Linked DNA regions of Homo sapiens: region 1 is linked to region 2. The links are chromatin loops, found by intact Hi-C in ENCODE. Cell type or tissue: ascending aorta. All regions are shown on one strand.

Region 1 (2,500 bases), 260 kb after region 2:
GGAGTGGACAAGAGTTGAGCAGCCTTTCTGCTGATTATCACACATCATGAGCTGAGTGACTGTGGCTTGCCAAATCATTGTGTTTCTGGGTCTGACCAGTTAGCTTAGTTCTTCTCCTGCCTAATTTTGAACTAGTAAAGTGAAGTGAGTCATCAGATTATAAGTTACTGTTTAAAAGAAAAATGTTGTGTATTGATGCTGAGCTGATTCAGTTCCTTCCTTCTTACAGAAGTGTTAATTCACCCCCACACCAGAAATGCAGCATCTTTGTGGGTATGTCTTTTTCACAAGCCTCCAAGGCTCCTTAGATCAGGTCGTTACTAAAAGTACATTAAAACACTCAAGTTTTAAAAATGAAATATTTCTGTAATCGAAGTGTATTAATGTATTCTAAAGCTAGTAAACTTCCCTAACGTTTAATTGCCCTATAGATGCTTCTCTAGCTGTGGGTTTTCTTCTGTTACTGGTCTGAAATAATGATTTTCCTAGTCTATTAATATACAGTGTATTTTGCACAAAAAATTAACCTGGCCAATAGTGATTACCAAAATATATATTAATAATCTTGGAACTTTTGACATTAATTACCAAACATTTTAGACTACATGTTCTACATTATTATTCTTCACTTGAAAGAAACTCAGCTACTGCAAATTTTGTCTTTCTTTCTTTCTGTAAATGTTATTAAAATATCCAGTGAGCTCTTTTAGAAGGGCTCGGTATTATTTCAAGACTATTTTTGAGGTAGTTCTAGCCTTTTAAAATATTCTACACACCTGTGGGGTTCAAAAGAACCCTAGTACCAACTAAGCAAATAGGCAAAAGACATGTTGGAAATGTAGTATAGTACTTGAACCATTCACTATCATAGGGATTATTGGTGCATCCTGGGTAATGGAAGTGGAGCTTGACACCTGGTGCTTTTAACCAGGGATAAAGTCATCCTCTCACTGTAAGTACAGTATACCTGTACCTCCAAAAGTGACATTTTAGTGAACAGGCCATTTTCAACACTTGTGCCTTGGGGTGTTCATTGAAGCTTTATGAAAACTACTGATGTTTTCTCAATCTCCTTAAAGTTATGTCCATGCTTTAAAATGTCTCTGTAAGAGAGAAGTGGGTTTTATATTTATAATGTTTTTAAATTCTCTAAGATATATTTGCTGCTTTCCAGACTTTGAAACTATTAAGCTTCTTAACTGCCTCTTATTGAAATACTTCTGGGGAAACTTCATGGACTCACAGTGTCATTGCCATACAGCTTCACTAGAGTTCTCTGAACCACAGCTGAAAGAGCTTTGTATTATTTTTTAATTCCCTCCCCAGACATCATATAGAACTATTATAATAAAGGTGGTGGGCAAAAAACAATGTAAGGAGCCTTTCCAGTTATCTTAAGTTGCAGCTAACTCTGTAGTTTCTTTTTTGAGGCCAAACACACTGTATTTTACATTGTCAAAATATAGTTTACATTAATCACTATGTTAATGAGTATGTAAAACATTATTTTGCATTGATGAATTTTGTATCTGCCTCCATCAAAAGCATAACAGCCATAAAATAATAATAATCAAATCAAAATGTTTCAACTAATTTTCATGATTCCCGAGAATATGGCTTCATCCTACAATTTGTAAGCTAAGCACTATCAAAATACAAGAGAAATTCCCCAGCTTTACAAGATTCAGTAAGATATCTCAAAAGTAGGCCATATCTAGTATATTAGTCTGATTTCAGGCTGCTGATAAAGACATACCCGAGACTGGGTAATTTATACAGGAAAAAGGGTTTAATGGACTTACAGTTCTATGTGGCTGAGGAAGCCTCACAATCATGGCTGAAGGCAAGGAGGAGCAAGTCATGTCTTACATGGATGGCAGCAAGGAAAGAGAGAGCTTGTGTAGGGAAACTCCCATTTTTAAAACCATCAGATCCCATGAGACTCATTCACTATCATGAGAACAGCACAGGAAAGACCTGTCCCCATAATTCAATCACCTCTCACCAGGCTCCTCCCATGACACATGGGGATTGTGGGAGTTACAATTCAAGATGTGATTTGGGTAGGGACACAGCCAAACCATATCAGTTATCTTTGTATTTATAGCACAATTATTTGCTCACAGAATTAATGAATGTACACCATAATTCTGCATGGGTCAATAACTCCACTACACTGATTACTCAGTTAATTGATGTTTCTAAAATGTACATTTTTTTCTAGATTTTACAGTAATATATTTTAAGGACTTTCTTTTTAAACTGATTTCAATATATGGATATTTTCCTTCATTAAAAATTTGCTCAGCAGCAGCCAGTCTGACTTGGGATATTTATCTTGAAATTGATCCAATGAATATTCTCAATTTCAATAACTACTCTGGCAAGAAAAAGCATACAGAATTTCCTAAATCAATACAGTAGATCAGTGTCTGCAGCACAGCACAATTCGTACAGGCAATGCAGTGTTGTACCAAGTGTTTCCATTTCTCAATGCTAA
Region 2 (2,500 bases):
AGCAGGAAACTGACCGAGAGTCAGGGTACTGAGTTCTAGTAGCCTCAGGTCTGCCATTTAAGGAGCTCTAACTTCTCATGAAGGCCCTCACCTGTCCCCCTAGTGGGGGATGGAGTAGAGGTTTCCCAAAATTTCCCCAAGCTCTGAAATACCACAACCCAAGCATCCAACTGCTACCAAGAAATGGCCCCAATGGTGAAGAGATGGCCCTAATGATGTAACAGCACCTGATATGGGTTGTTTGTGTGAAATGACCAGAGGATAGGTGAGCCCCTAAACATGGCCTGGAGAGAATGACGTGCTTTAGAGAAGCATGTCTTCATTTTAGTAGACTAAGAAGATCTTTAAAGCAAATGTCAAGCTAAAGAGAATAAAAATTATGACAGAAAAGTGCTCGAATGTCAGGAGAGAAGGGGGAAAAACTGCAGTCAGAGGATAGAGCTAATACTTCTCTCAAAGGCCAAATGTGATATATAGTCCTTTTGGGAAGTTGTAGCTCAAAAAAAATTGTTAAGTGCAAAAGTCAACAAAATACCCACTGTTTTTCCTTTAAAGCTTCACTAATTTGTCCATAACTAAATATAACAAGGCCAGGATCTGGTGAAAAAGAAGTCACATAAAATACATGCACATAGACGGTTTTTAATCCAGGACTCCCTTTTGATTTTAGAACTTGGGCTTGTGCTCTGTCCTTTTCCTTCTTCCAGAAGCTGCTTCCGGAGCTTCTGTTCTTGGATTAGCTCCCCTCCTCTCCTGGGTCAGTAGATGTAAGGACACTTCTGAAATGGATCTGCCCCACTGCACTGCTCTCAGGGACAATGGAAGCTCTCTAACTCGTGACCTTTATCACCTGGTTCCAGGGCATGCTTTTGGCAGCACCGGTCAGGGTCCCATGGGACTGTGACCTGAGGTCCCCAAGGTGCCTGCTTCTGCGTGAATTGGTCGGAGGAGATGGTGGGGATTCTGTGAGAAAGCAATGAAATGGTCAGCTCCTAGTGAAATCCTTTTGTTGTGAAAGAACAGAAAGGGGTGATGTTAACAGCTGGTGACAATCAGTGTGTTTCCCCACCCCCAGCACTCCACCCCAGCAGAGGGAAAGCCTTTCCATGATCAGGACTTTGCCTAACTGAGTTTAAGTGTATATGGCTATTTCTGTTAAGAAACTCGTGCTTTGGGGGACCCAGAATCTCTTCTGTTGTTTTTTTCAAAAAGCCACAGTGGGGTGCTGTAGCGACAGGATCTCACCATTAACTTTTAATTTCTTTGCTTTTGTTGGTCACTTAACATTATTTAAAAGTATGTTTTGGCTGGTGAATAATGCTTTTGGATTGCATTCAGAATGCATAAACAGCTGTTGTAAAACTTGCTCTCTTGGAAAGGAAACCTACCGAGAGGGGCCAGGTGGTGCAGCGGATTAACGCATGAGCCTTTAACCTTGGTGAGACCTGGGTTCGAGTCCTGCTTAGGTCACCCCTAAAAGAGGAGGTGTCAGTTTTGTTTTGCTTTTGGGTTCCAATCACTCACTTGTTTGTTCAGATCACACAGCTCCCCAAATCATTTGGCCCACATCTACACAATTGGCAGTTCTACTTAAGGGAGGACCAGTCCTGAAATAGCAGAGTGTAGCAGGTCAGCACTAAAGTGCATTGGCAGAGATAAATGGGGAAGTTACAAGCTTATGAGCACCTGCCAGCTCAAAGCCTGGCTCAGGCCAATGCAATGATTTCCTCACTTTTTTAAGCACTAAATTTGGTAGTGACAGGAAGAAAAAGTTTCTCCCAATTTTTACAGGTATCATGTGCATGCAAGACTGGAACTGGATTTAAAAGTCTGCATTCTTTCATTGCAGACGTCAGAATCTGGAGCATGATATTATAGCCACGTTTGGAAAAATTGGTTTCCTCTTGCTCAGAATACTTGGTGAGGGTCAGACCTTGGTTTTTCTCCTACTTTGTTTTTTTTTTTTGTATGTAATTTCGCTCAATCCATTTATTCTGGGGCCTCAATTTCTCTGTCTTTGAAACGGGAATACCCTGGAGACATTATTTTCTACATTCTTAATTACCTAAGAGCAGCATTTTGAAAACTGAAATTATGTTTGCAGAACATAACTAACAAAAAATTGGATGAATGCAAAGTATCATTATTGTGAGAGGAATTACTTGACAGGTTACCTCTTTTGATCCCCAACTAGTAATTTTGTAAGTTTGGATTGTGCTGGGTTTATAATATTTTCTCTGAAGACATCAACTGAGATCAGATGACTAGAATAGTGGGATGCTACCCAAAATAGCATCCGTTGGCCGGCTGCATCCTCAGTTGTGAGCATGGCCCTAATAATGGACTCTTAACCTATGTGGACCCACTTTATGTTTAGGGATTGGCCTCATTACCTGGAGCCCCATAGTGAAATGCTCTGCAGTACAAAGGCCAGCCCTTTGCACGGTGAGGAAATGATTGATGAATAGTCTGGATCTACAGCAAGGCATTTTCCATAAAT

What was found. A loop is a pair of places that touch in the nucleus more often than their neighbours do. Peaks named below come from ENCODE experiments on the same cell type or tissue, not always from the same donor. Only the 100,000 strongest peaks of a DNase experiment are listed, where the experiment ranks them.
Region 1: it touches region 2 in a loop (8-fold over the local background); 16 of 110 quality-filtered maps call a loop at or near these places.

Annotation. Positions count from the first base shown.
Region 1 is chr4:145,621,658-145,624,157 of GRCh38, reverse strand. All of the region lies in intron 1 of MMAA (metabolism of cobalamin associated A), which reads right to left. It also overlaps the pseudogene NCOA4P3. Among named protein-coding and RNA genes, the nearest start is that of MMAA, 3.5 kb to the right of the region's middle. In ascending aorta, no CTCF peak of the experiment used is centred here; no DNase peak of the experiment used is centred here.
Region 2 is chr4:145,886,197-145,888,696 of GRCh38, reverse strand. The region is part of intron 3 of ZNF827 (zinc finger protein 827); the gene reads left to right. Among named protein-coding and RNA genes, the nearest start is that of ZNF827, 51 kb to the left of the region's middle. RefSeq lists a silencer at 1,594-1,693. In ascending aorta, a CTCF peak has its summit at 1,236; DNase peaks (open chromatin) are centred at 1,075 and 1,390; H3K27ac peaks cover 2,371 bases.